Regions from separate parts of the Homo sapiens genome. Here regions 2 and 3 are each linked to region 1. The links are chromatin contacts, found by Hi-C or POLR2A ChIA-PET in ENCODE. All regions are on one chromosome and are shown on one strand. The core of a region is the stretch at or near the end of the contact, and the rest is flanking DNA. Distances in the headings are between cores, read along the strand shown. Region 1 overlaps RSPH9 (radial spoke head component 9). Region 2 overlaps LOC105375070 (a long non-coding RNA gene). Region 3 holds the start of POLR1C (RNA polymerase I and III subunit C).

Region 1 (4,263 bases), core at 893-3,392:
AGGCTCCCCTGCCAGGCAGGCAGCAGCTGGGCTGGGCTGCTAATTGGGGCCAAAATCCCAAGGAAGAGTTCCCTGGGACACCAGGACTGGCTGGAGGGATGGGATTTGGCAGCTGTTTTCTGGCCAGTTAGGATAACTGTTTCCTTTCAGGGTCTGAGGCAGTTGTTCAGGGTGACTTCACGTGGCTTCTGAGCAGGTGTGGTTTTGGTTGGCCCTGTTCCTGGGACTCCTGCTCTGTGTCCATGAGGTAGGCCAACGACTCCGCATCTTGTCCCTTGGCCAAAGTGACAAGAGACACCTTGGCTGAAGAGAGGAGTGGGAGAGCTGTTGTCCTCATGAGTTGTCATGCCGTGTCCAGGGATCCGCAAAGTTCCATGGGAGTGGGTAGCTGGTTCTGGGGTGGCAGGACCATCCTCCTGCCGGATCCAGGGTAATGACTAAGAGTTCTCTGACCTTGGGCTGCAGCCAGGTGGCATAGATGCAGCCGTGGGTCAGGAGGCCATATATATACATATATTTGAGACAGAGTCTCGCTGGAACCTCAGCTCATTACAACCTCTGCCTCCTGGGTTCAAGCAATTCTCCTGCCTCCGTCTCCCAAGTAGCTGGGATTACAGGCGCATGTCACCACGCCTAATTTTTGTATTTTTAGCAGAGATGAGGTTTCACCATGTTGCCCAGGCTGCTCTCGAACTCCTGACCTCAGGTGATCTGCCCACCTCAGCCTCCCAAAGTGCTGGGATTACAGGCGTGAGCCAGCACGCCCGGTCAGGAGCCTAGATTCCTAGGTAGTATCTTGCCATTCGATGCTCCCTGAACATCCACTATATCAGCAAATAGCCACTGAGCAGCTACAACAGGCACCTGTGATGCCCTTGGAATAAGAAAAACACCTCCCTTGCCTCAGAGGTTTGGGAAGATCAAATGAAACAGAGGATGGGAAAGGGAAATGTAAACTAGAGGGTGCCTTGCAAGCATCGGTGTCCTGGGAGGTAAAGGAGGAGGGCTGGAGGGCCACTGCTCCTCTCCTTGCTCCACTCTGGGCTGGTGCAAAGGTCTCAGAATTGCCAGGTGCACACAGGCTGGGGCTCCTTCCCAAGCAATTCCTCAGCAGCAATGCTCAGTTCAGGCAGCAGAGGGCAGCAACGCGCCTGCCTGCCTACCTGGAAAGCAGCCTTTGAAAGCTGCTGCTGGTGGTGGTTGAGGACCGGGAAGGGGGCGAGTGAGGCGGGCATGGGCGCGGGGGGGAACATGGTGCCCAGGGTCAGCCTTCCCTTCGGGATGTGCGCAGGTGGCTCTTCCTGCCCCAGTTCCTTGGAAGCCTGGCTGACAAGTGTTCAGCCTTCTGGGCCACGGGGCCTGCCTTTGCTACTCGATTTGATACGGGTCTGGCAGCCAGAGGTTTCTCCCTCCTCCTCCTCCTCTGTCCTCAGGCCTCTAGGGGGTATATGATTCTTGTGGCCCTTGTAGGGGATGGGGGTGCCTCTCCCACTGGGAACCCATGGCCATTTTTTTTTTGTATGTGACAAAAATTTTGTTGGTGCTCATCTGAGAGGGTTTGAGCCATCTGTTGCCCCTGGACAGCCCTGGTCCCCAGCCTGGCCTACTGTCCCTCGATCTTAATCCCAGAGCTGCCTTTCTTCCAGGATGGCAGGAGAATGTAATTAGAGTAAGTACGCCCTAGCCTGAGGTTTCCATACTAGCAAGGTGGGTGAGACCCTGTGGGCCCAGGAAACCCAGGAGGAACCCCTCCTGATTTACCAACCTGTACCCATCACATCCTCAAAACACAGCTTCTGGAGAAGAGTGGCTGCTAGGGGGCAGGAGGGATTTGGGGAGAGAAGAGAGAGCGGGGGCTGTGAACCTGCAGCACCAAGTCTGCAGGGGGCTTTTCCCCGAGTCCTGGAGGCGGTGACAGCAGCTGGCTGGGCTCAGCCTGTTCAGCAGTTGCAGTAAGAAAGTGGGTGAAGGTGACAGCAAGTGCTTGGCTCTTCAGGTAGATGCTACGTGACTCCTGGCACGTTGAGTCTGTGTTTCCCGGGCGACCAGCTGAGCCAGGGACGATGAGAGGACAGGAGTGTGACAGGAATGCGAGGGAGGGAGGCAGTGCTGTTTTCTGGCTGGCCCTACATGCCGCTACCGTACTCCACCAGCACCCTCCCGCCTGCGCAGCACTGCCCCCTGCCAGGCGGGGGCACTGTATTTCCCTAGCTCCCCTGCCAGTTTCTCCTTGCTCTCTGGGTAGGAGCCCCTGCTGATAGGCCTAGGCCACTTCGTCCAAGAACACTGCCCCCCGCCCCCTGCATTATCTACTGGAGGCAAGAGGTGGCCAAAGCCTAGGCAGGCAGGCTGGTGTGAGGGCAGGGCAGGACCAAGCCCTTGCCCAGGCATGCCAAGGTGCTGGCAACAATGAACTGACAAGGGTCTAGGTTGGAGGACTCCAGGATTCCATTTTCTCCAGGGCAGCACCTAGCCCAGGCAGGCTGCAAGCTGCCCTCCCTCAGTAGGCAGATAGAGATGAGGCAGTCTGGTCTTAGTTCAAGGGGCTGAGGGACTGTCTTTATGGAGCCTGGTCCCTGACGATACTCTAGGCTGGTGGGGTGACCAAGTGAGGGAATCGGATCTCCCTGGGTCTGTGCTTCTTGTCCAAGGCTGAAGCAGTGGAGTTGGAACACTCTGTCCTGTTGGACCCCCACCCTCATCAATCCTAAACAATCTGTTTTCTGGAGATGCATGACCAGGAAAGTACCAGGCTAGGGACTCTCAAACTCTGAGGGCAGGTCTGAGAGGCAGAGGACCTCAAGCACCCAGAGAAAAGTTTTAAGAGTCAGGGGAAATACTCCTTCTCAGGGGCAGTGTTCCAGCCGGAGCCCCGCTAACACAGGGGCACTACTTTCTTCTTGATGTTGTCCAGCAGGCACTGTGTGGGCTGGAGGGGGCTGACGTCATCCTTTGCATGGGCGATGGCACTTGGTGCTGGCCACTGCACGGTGCTAAAGTGAGCTTTGCGATTGGCTTCTCCCTGAGCAGGACCAGGGACAGCCAAACTATATACGCCCAGAAAACTTTGGTTTTGACCTGGGCAGGCGGCTGCACCCTGAGTAAGGGTGCATGAGCTGCCATGAGGGTCAGGGGTTCCTGGCAATCAGGTTTCTTGGATGCAGGGTGGCCCCCAGTGGGTGGGCACTGAGTTGTGAGGCTGCAGGGTGTGGAGTGACTAGGGTGAACCATGGTTGGAGGTGGCCCGTGGGAAGCTGGGGCAGCAGGAGCCAAGCAGCCAGGCTGAGCTGGCAGCTGATGAAGGCCTCAGAGAAGCTCTCAGCGCATGGCTGGCTGGTCCAACACCAAAACTTTCAAAGCATTTGCCTTTCTGGCAGGGCCTGGAGCAGGGCTGTGGCTGGGCCGGGAGAGGCCTCAGTGCGCAGGGGAATAGAAGCCCCAGATCTGCATCCAGAGGCGATTTTCCCAGGCTCCTTCCTCCCACACTGTGGCTCCCTCCCTCGGTTCTGGAGCTTAATCAGGCCCTTCCAGCCAAGTCCTCATGGCTGCACGACTCAGCCCTGAGCTGGGCTGCTCCTGTGTGGGGAGACAAAAACCAGGGCAGAACCTAGGACAAAGGCTCATTAGGGGCAGCCCAAGTCCCCTCCCACCAAGGATGGCTCCCAGTCTACCAGCTGCCAGAAAGGGCCATTGAGCTAGGAGGCCTGAACTGCCCAAATTTCTATTTGAGCCTTCCTTTCCTGGTCTGGTCTAATCCAACTCAGGAGAGGCTTCAGGAAATGGGGAAGACACAGCAAAATGGCAAGTAGTGGCAAACCACACTAGAACTGGTGACTGCACTAGGTATAGTGTGGGAGGAGCTGGTGTCTCCCTTGGCCCAGCCCAACTCCCCTCTGCCTGTGGATTGGATTCAGCCTCCTCCCCCACTCAACCTTTAGCTAGACTTGCTGACAGGAACAAAACAGACTGGTTTGAGTTTCGCCTCTTTTCATTTCCTTTGCCCTCCCTCTGAAAGTGGTTTTAATGAGCAGTGAGATGGCTAAAAGGGCTGGGCGTGGTGGCTCACATCTGTAATCCCAGCACTTTGGGAGGCCAAGGTGGGAGGATCGCCTGAGCCCGGGAGTTTGAGACCAGCCTGGGCAACACAGTGAGGCCCCATCTCTACAAAAAATCAGAAAAGTTAGCTGGGTATGGTGGTGCATGCCCATGGTCCCAGCTACTCTGGAGGCTAAGGTGGGAGGATTGCTTGAGCCCAGGAGTCAA
Region 2 (4,263 bases), core at 517-3,016, 220 kb after region 1:
AAATTGCAGGCCCCACACAACTGGCTTCTGCAAAAAGCATAGACCTCCCTGGAGAGCTTCCCATGGTCCAGGGAATTCAAGCAGAGGCAGAAAGGTCACCCCTTGGAGGTGATTCTGGAGGGGACACTGTGCTAAGGATAACAAAAATAACATGTTATCCCCTACCATGCATTGAGTCATCACCATGTTTCAGGTGGTCCCTTAATAGGAACCATCTTATTGAAAGCTCTCAACAAGTCTGTGAGGCTGCTGCTCAGGGGTCTTCTTTTCACATGTGAGGACTCAAGCTCAGAGAGGCCAAGTTTCAGGCCCTAAGTCCCACAGTTCCCATCTGGTTTTCCTGCTCCATCTTTGCCTCCTCAGTCTACTCCCAGCACAGTAGAGTGAGCCTGGTGGGACATGGTCTGCCCTCCTTCCAGGCTCTGTAGTGGCTGCTGTTCGCTCCGGGTAAAAGCCCAAGGCCTCTCAAAGTCCCCCGTGCCTTTGCCAATCTGGTTTCCCATGCCCTGATCTTGTCTCCTGCCACCCTCTCCTCACTCAGCCCCACTCTGGCTCCGAGGCTGCCTCTCTGCTGTCTGTAAAACATCCCACACTTTCTCCACATCCTCTCCAGCACCTATTGTTTCCTGACTTTTTAATGATCGCCATTCTAACTGGTGTGAGATGGTATCTCATTGTGGTGTGGAGAAATAGGAACACTTTTAAACTGTTGGTGGGACTGTAAACAAGTTCAACCATTGTGGAAGACAGTGTGGCAATTCCTCAAGGATCTAGAACAGAAATACCATTTGACCCAGTGATCCTATTACTGGGTATATACCCAAAGGATTATAAATCATGCTACCATAAAGACACATGCACACGTATGTTTATTGCAGCACTATTCACAATAGCAAAGACTTGGAGCCAATCCAAATGTCCATCAATGATAGACTGGATTAAGAAAATGTGGCACATATACAATGTGGAATACTATGCAGCCATAAAAAAGGATGAATTCATGTCCTTTGTAGGGACATCGATGGAGCTGGAAACCATCATTCTGAGCAAACTATTGCAAGGACAGAAAACCAAACACCACATGCTCTCATTCATAGGTGGGTACTGAACAATGAGAACACTTGGACACAGGATGGGGAACATCACACACCGGGGCCTGTCGAGGGGTTGGGGGAGTGGGGAGGGATAGCATTAGGAGAAATACCTAATGTAAATGACCAGTTAATGGGCGCAGCACACCAACATGGCACATATATACATATATAACAAACCTGCATGTTGTGCACATGTACCCTAGAACTTAAAGTATATATATAAAAAAAAAATCCCACACTCGCTCCTGCCTCCAGGCCCTTGTGTTGGCTGCTGTCTGCCTGAAAGGCTCTTCCCCAGATGCCTGTGTGGCTCTGGCCTTACTTGCTTCAGGTCTCTGGCCGAGTGTCACCTCCTGAGCCACCCAGCTGGTTCTTCACTCTCTGTTCTCTTCACTCTGTATAGCGTGTGTGTGTGTGCGTGTGTGTGCATGCGTGCATGTGTGTGCATGTATTACCTGTATCCCTTCATTAAAAGGTAAGCCCCACCAGGGCAGCTACTTTGCCTCTTGTGCGTTGCTAGATCAGGTCCCAGATCAGTGTGACAGGCTGCTCAATAAATATGCGCTGAATGATTGAGCAGTGCCAAGACTTGAGCTCCAAAGCTCTAATCAGCAGGCATCCTGGGGCTGGGGGAGGGTGACTGGCAAGGCCCTCTGGAGCCCTGGGATCTGCGGCTCTGTGCACACTTGCTTTTTCTCACAGCCTGAGGGAACTGAGAAGCACAGCCACCTTCAGGAGAGTTTGGCCCCAGGCACCTGCCTCATGTGCCCCAGTTCAGCTCAGCCTGGCCATGAGAAGGCCGCCTCAGGCTCTCTGTGCAGCCTCTTTCTTTGGGGGGTTTCATCCTTGGCTGGCTCACTCTCACTTCCTTCTTCTTGACTTTGAAGCCTGGGGGAAGCAACGTCCTTTTTCTCTTGGCCTGAGTTTCAACTCCAGAGGAACTTGGCAGACTCTGGCTGTTTCTCCAAACAGCCTACTGGATCCTCTGAACACTTGTTCACTCAGATCATACTTATTGAGCATCTTCTATGTGCCAGGCACACAGAGAACAGGAAGAGGGATGTGATTTCCAGCTCTCCATGTCACCACCGGTCCAACCTGGCCCGGGAGGCCATACAACAGACAACTAAAGCCAGAGGCACTTGGAGCCTGAGGCAGGGCCTCTGCCTCCCTTCCCCTTGCTCACCCTCCTTCTGAGAATGTGGGATTGGGAAAGGGAGAAATTTCCTCTCTCCCCTAAATTGCCTCTTGGGGAAGAGAGACAATTTCTGGGGCCAACAGAATGGAGAGCCAGCCTCGGGGTGGAGGGAGCTGAGTTGGGCGTTTAGTTTGAGGGAGATCTGCCAGGCCTCATCTTCTTCCTCAAACGCAGTTCTGAGAAAGCCTCCCTCCCCTGCCTGCCCCTGCTGCTGACCTCCCTTCTTCCCTGCCATGCCTGGTGCCTGCCCCAGCTGCTGACCTCCCTTCTTCCCTGCCATGCCTGGTGCCTGCCCAGGGCCCCTCCTCTGGAAATGCCTGGGGTCTGTGGCAGGGCTCTGGTTCTCCCCATCCAACCCATGTCTCCCCAGGGCTGCGATGGGCCACCTGTACTTGTGCTCTCAGAACCACACGCTGTCACCTGCCCCCATCCCCTGTATATACAGGCTTCCTCGTTCCAAGAACCCAGAGACATTAGACAGTTGTCCAGGTTTCTCCATGTCTTTGTTGGCCATTGGCAACACATCCTGGAAGGAGAAGAGAAATGAAGGCTTTTACCAGGCCAGCAAATCAGCGCTCACAAGTGTCCTGAGGAGGGATCTGAGGGAGGGGCAGCTACCAGGAACAGGTAAACACACAGAGTCGCAAGTCTGGTGGGGTCTGTACAGCAGGAGGTGGCATCTGACCCTGCTCATATCTCAAAAAGGCATCAGTAGTTGACCATGAGCTTCCTCTCTGACCCAAATCCTAGAAGGGCCCCTGAGTGGGTGGCAGCAGGTGGGACACGCAGGTCTCATCTCCTTCGGATTCAGTGCATCCCCCTTGTCGGCTCTGGGGACTCCTGCCCCCACTCCCTTCACTCCTTATTGCAGAACCGATGGGGCCCAGAACAGAGGTCTTGCTTTGGAGGGTCTGAGCTGGCCATGCAGCAGGTGAGCCTTGAGGGGGGACTCCTGGGACCCCTTGCTCCTCTGGACTCTCCTGTTGGGGGATAAGATCCAAGTTCCACGTGGCAGACTCGCCAAAGAATTTTCAAAGCCCCAGCCCCATCTGGTGGGCCTTCAGCATATGTGCTTCGAGCTGCCATTGTATTTTCCTTGGATGTTGGGGCTCCCCCACACCAAGATAAGCTCAAGGGCAGGACCTAGTGAGACTGACCTGTGTCCCCCAGGCCCAGGAGAGGGAGGCACACTCAGCAGCCAGGGCCTGGGTTCAAGTCCTACCTCCACCACTGTCTGTGTGACCTCAGTCATGTGACTTTGCCCTTCTGAGCCTCGATTTCCTTCTCTGTAAAATGGGCAGAACTGTAGGCCTATTTCATAGAACTGTGGTGAATTTAACTGGGAAGATGCATGTAAGACACTTATAACAGTGCCAGGCACCTAATACGTGCTCAATAAATATCACCTGTTGTATTCCTGTCACCTCTCAGCATTCCTTCCTGAGCTATGAAGGATTCTGGGATTGGGGATTGGGATTGGGGCTTGGGGCCAGCTGGGCTTCCTCCCGAAGATGGCCTGATCCTTTAGGAGACATGGGAGGAGAAGGGGGCCCTCGAGTTGCCTCCAGGCCCCTGGGGGTTGTGGCCAGTCTGGAAAGCCCCGACTCACCACACTGTTTGGATTGGGTTTCTATTCCCAACACCGGTGAGAGACCTGCTATTTATGGGCCCCCCATCCCACCCCCTGGGCGGCCAGACAGTGTGTGGGCTGGGGACCACATGGCTGGCAGCCCACTACCCCCACCCCACGTGGGTGCTGTGACCTGGGCACGTTTCACACGTTGGTTATCCCGCCGTCTCAGCAGTGGCTTTCCCAGCTCTGCCTGGCCACCCCAGGGAGGAGCAGAGATGGGGGGACAGGAGGGGTTGCCTGCCTCTTCATCCTGCACTCTGTCTTCTAACAGAGTATCTTTCAGGATGGTTGGGTTCCTGGGGGCAGCAGGGATGACACATGCCACCCCTTTCCATTTT
Region 3 (4,263 bases), core at 735-3,234, 150 kb before region 1:
TCTCCTGCCTCAGCCTCCCGAGTAGCTGGGACTACGGGCACCCGCCTGTCTAATTTTTTTTGCATTTTTAGTAGAGACAGGGTTTCACCGTGTTAGCCAGGATGGTCTCGATCTCCTGACCTTGTGATCCGCCCGCCTCGGCCTCCCAAAGTGCTGGGATTCCAGGCGTGAGCCACCATGCCCGGCTGGCAAGCACAGAGTTCTATAGGAACACCAGGAGAGAACAAACTGGGGATGGGATTGAGGAATGTGGAACAGAGGAAGTGACATCTGAGGTAGGTTTTGAGGGAAGATGAGTAGTCAGTTAGATGGAAAAGAAGAGGAAGATGGTGTGCTATTATTACTTGTTTCAGTGACAGGTGCAGTGATGAGAGGTGATGGGGTCATGAAGACGGGGAGCCCATCAGAGCCCAGGGCTTGAAATCTGACTGTAGTGTGCATGAAGGTCTAGGTGTTAGGAGGGAAGCTTCTTCAAGAGAAGGCTCCTCACCTGCTTCGCACCTGAGCAGGCTCCACATCAAAGTAGGGTCTGAGGATGTCGATGTTGGCGTACAAGCTGAAGGCCCTGGAGGCTTGTCTTTTCCCAGCCTGCCACATCTGAAGTAAGGAAGATGGGCATAGGTATTGTGGTACTGTTGGTTCTAGATCCTGTTGCCTATTTTCCGTTTGATTTCTACATGGTTCTAACTGGACAACCTGGGGCGAACATCACCAACACCAATTCCAGAACACGGGACATACCTAGGTCTACTTTTCTACCTGCAGAGGATTCAATCTTGCTTACCTGATCTGCCACCTGCCGGCTCAGCTGTCCCTTAAAGCCCTTCATGCCCAGGAACTCTCCATCCTCCTCTTCAGCAGCAGCTGCATCAGCTGCATCAGCGTCTACTTCTTCCTCGCGCAGGCGCTGATGCAGCTCACCCATATCCTCGAAGCTAGAGCCTGAGGTATCATCCATGTTCTCCATGTCAATCACAGCTGAGCCTCCGCCCTGTGAAGACAATGGCTCCTAGAGTGCAGGACTTTTCTGTTCCATCCATTAAGTCCTCTGCTCATCCCAGGGTTTAGGGCTTTGTTCTTCCACTGCTGAGGATACGGCTTGGAATCACTACAGATCATGCCACTCCATTCCCCCTCATATGCTCTCAGAACGCCTGGTTTCTAGCTTTGGCTATCTTTTCTAGCCTGGGAAACCTACTAGTCTTCCATTCATGTCTTTCTCCTATGTTACCTATCAAAGACTAAAAGGCTGAAAAAGTGCCCATTTCCTTCTTTCCTAAGCCCCAAACAAAACTATACACATAGTATGTTTTCAGCGAATGCCAGTGAATCCCACCCAACCCCACTCCATGCCTTACCCCGACCAACCTCCTAACTTGTTCCAAGAATACCTTCTTCCTAATGCCTCGGGCGGGCCCTGAAACCCGAGATCCTCAGGCTGGAGTAGTAGTCTGGCCCTTTCAGGTCAATGTTAATCCCACTGACTTTAGTGTGCACGAAGACCCAAAGAAGAGAGTTTTGTAAATGGAGCGGACTTCCAGGCCCAGAGGGGGAATCCCCAAGACACTTCTGGACATCGCCGGCCCTCCGGCTGCTGGCAGCTGGTGCCTTGGGGCCATTACCTGGATGTTTTCTTCGAACCCTCCCCATTCCGGGCCAGCTCCATTTCGGGCGCCGCCCGCCGGCGCCGCTGTAGTTGCCATGTCCCTTGAGGGCTCCCGTCGCTGAAACCCGCGCTAGCCCCGCGCGCGGAGTGGGCAAGATGTGGGCCTCCGGAAGGTAGACGTCCAGGGTCGAGGAGAGGTGGGATCGGCCGGAACACAAAAAGGAGAAGCCCGGATGTTTGGACAAAAGCAACTTCCGGAAGCTGGGGACGTGGACGGGGGCGGGGAAAAATCTCGCGATATTTAAGATTCCAGGAGGCGGTGCGTTGCCACGGAGACGGAGCAGGGCTACTAGGACGCACGCGCGAGATAGAACCTCTAGTCTCGTGGAGAGATTGAAGATGGCGGCTTCTCAGGCGGTGGAGGAAATGCGGAGCCGCGTGGTTCTGGGGGAGTTTGGGGTTCGCAATGTAAGCCTTGTGGCCTTGAGCTCGGGCGGGAGGAATGAGAGCGGAACAGGGATGGGTCTTGGGATTGGCGTGGGGATAGCTGTGGGCTCACTGTCCCTTCGTGGACAAATTCGTCCCTTTGCTCTAGGTCCATACTACTGACTTTCCCGGTAACTATTCCGGTTATGATGATGCCTGGGACCAGGACCGCTTCGAGAAGGTAAGTGGGGCCGGAGTTGTCTGGGGAGGGTTATGAAGGCCAGACCTTGTGGTCTGAGCAGCCTGTGTCTGTCTCAGAAGCTGCTCTTGGGGGTCGCTCCGTTTGTAAGTTTGTTGAGCAATGTGCTAGACGCTCCGTTTACAGGCCAAATTAGACACGGTTTCTACCCAGTTCTGCAAAGATGTTCAGTCTTGTTGAGGAATGGTGTGTATAAACAGTGAATCTAGTGTAATATGGTGAAGGTGGTTGATAGCGATGAAGACGGCAGGGTTGGGGTGGGGAGCATTACGCTGAGACCAGGAAGAGGGGCGGAGAGGTACTTAACATTTCAAGAGGAGGGTACATCTCAATTGAGCCTTGAATGGTAAGTAAAAAAGAACAGGAGTTAAATTATGAAGGGTTTGTTTCAAGTCAGTGAAGTTCAGGATATACAGGTTTTGTGTGTATTTAGTCTTTTGTATTGTTTCACTTAGCTTAAAATAAGGGTTAAAATTGCATTTAAATAGATTACTGAATGTTACCGTTTAGGCAACTGACCTTTGCGTGCAGCTTATAAACATGATCTGTAAATCAGTGCTTGGGAAAATTTTACTTTTTTAACCTGTTGATACAAGGAATAAAGTATGAACAATGAAAAAGGTTAATGCTTGAAAAAAAATTATGGCTTGTGTGAAGTGTGCTCCGGGCATGTCCAAGTAGTTCTGGCATGAGTGGTAGGCAAGGTTGAAGTGTGTCTTGGGCACTGTTGATGATAGGGAGATTGAATAGTTCTTAAGCAGACATGATGAGATTTGCAACCTTGGTGGCTGGGAGGGAATGAGTTTGAGGAGGATCATATGGAGCAGGCAGATCTGTTGTAAGGGAAGCTGAGGTTGAAGACATGAACTAAGACTGATGGTAGAAATAGAGCAAAGGTAGAATAGAAGGTAAATTTATGATTGCTTTGGTAAAGGCTGTGGGGGTAGCATAAAATGACTTTTTGGCTTGGGAACTGCTTTGATGCATTGTGGTATCATTTACTGAGAGGAGAAATGGGTCTGGGGAACGGGAATGATGATGCATTGTTTTCTGCATGTGGAGAAATCTAGCAGGCTAGAAGACTGCATGCTTGAAATGAGATCAGAAGTGAGATAACATTTTGGGAGTTGTCAGAACAGATAGTTGCTAAAACTGTTAGTACAGTTAAGGTGACCTGGGAGAGAGACAAGAACCTGGCAAATTTAGAGATGGGTGGAAGTCGATCATCAGAGAAGGAAGAAGAGTGGAGCTCAGAGCTCAGAAACCAGGGGAATAGTTCAAAAAAGGAGGAGATTTTTTTCTTTGCTTTTCATGAGGCACTCTTATGTCCCAGGCTGGAGTGCAGTGGCGCGATCTTGGCTCACTGCAACCTCCGCCTCCCGGGTTCAAGCAGTTCTGCCTCAGCCTCCCGAGTAGCTGGGACTACAGTCATGCGCCACTATGCCCAGCTAATTTTTTGTATTTTTGGTAGAGACGGGGTTTCACCATGCTGGCCAGGCTGGTCTCAAACTCCTGACCTTGTGATCTGCCCGTCTCAGCCTCCCAGAGTGCTGGGATTACAGGTGTGAGTGACTGTGCCGGGCCAGGAGGGGGTTTTTTAATCAATGCCAAGCATAACAGAAGTCTAGTAAGAGGACTGAGTAGTGTCAACAAAACTAAGCACTATGGTAGTTTCTGTTCTTCAGTAGAATAGCTTCTGTGGATGGTTTGGTTGGAAGCCATATTGCATAGGGTTTTAATGAATGGACGACAAAAATGGAGACTTTTCATGAAACTTAAAACACTGGGCGAGATAGAATATTTAATAAGAGACATTTGGGCAAAGGGAGGTTTTTGGATGAGAGGATAATACTTGAGGGAATTATCTAAGGGGGAGGTATGAAGAGATATTACACAGAGAGCAGATTTCACTTAAATGTTTTTTCCTGTCCCTCTAGAATTTCCGTGTGGATGTAGTACACATGGATGAAAA

The links. A loop is a pair of places that touch in the nucleus more often than their neighbours do. ChIA-PET counts read pairs that join two places held with the same protein, here RNA polymerase II (POLR2A). Pooled maps may share reads with other maps.
Region 2: a loop to region 1 is called in a pooled map, with 2.6 times the contacts of the local background. The contact joins two enhancer-like sites. A Hi-C loop is called at or near these places in 1 of 37 single-sample maps with no recorded cell type and 3 of 50 pooled maps. POLR2A ChIA-PET finds 5 or more read pairs at or near these places in 2 of 52 experiments (PC-9 and WTC11).
Region 3: a loop to region 1 is called in a pooled map, with 5 times the contacts of the local background. The contact joins the promoter of POLR1C here to the enhancer-like site in region 1. A Hi-C loop is called at or near these places in 1 of 168 maps with a recorded cell type or tissue (tibial artery) and 5 of 50 pooled maps. POLR2A ChIA-PET finds 5 or more read pairs at or near these places in 2 of 52 experiments (GM12878 and activated CD4-positive, alpha-beta T cell).

What each region holds. Positions count from the first base shown.
Region 1 is chr6:43,666,274-43,670,536 of GRCh38, forward strand. The region is part of intron 4 of RSPH9 (radial spoke head component 9); the gene reads left to right. Among named protein-coding and RNA genes, the nearest start is that of MRPS18A, 19 kb to the right of the region's middle. RefSeq lists enhancers at 814-883, 1,504-1,653, 2,274-2,363, 2,454-2,613 and a silencer at 3,788-4,027. Within about 2 kb of position 2,143, at least 25 of the 41 ENCODE cell types and tissues checked have a DNase peak (open chromatin) inside an H3K27ac peak, as active enhancers do; they include GM12878 and tibial artery, where a contact is called at or near this core.
Region 2 is chr6:43,882,278-43,886,540 of GRCh38, forward strand. All of the region lies in intron 2 of LOC105375070 (a long non-coding RNA gene), which reads left to right. Among named protein-coding and RNA genes, the nearest start is that of LINC01512, 6.6 kb to the right of the region's middle. RefSeq lists an enhancer at 2,032-2,111. Within about 2 kb of position 1,767, at least 6 of the 41 ENCODE cell types and tissues checked have a DNase peak (open chromatin) inside an H3K27ac peak, as active enhancers do.
Region 3 is chr6:43,515,105-43,519,367 of GRCh38, forward strand. It overlaps POLR1C (RNA polymerase I and III subunit C), which reads left to right and starts at 1,985. Exons shown (of 9, transcript NM_203290.4): 1 at 1,985-2,074; 2 at 2,202-2,273; 3 at 4,229-4,263. The coding sequence starts at 2,006. YIPF3 (Yip1 domain family member 3) reads right to left here and starts at 1,822. Exons shown (of 9, transcript NM_015388.4): 1 at 1,623-1,822; 2 at 785-991; 3 at 491-597. The coding sequence starts at 1,703. RefSeq lists an enhancer at 1,562-2,111.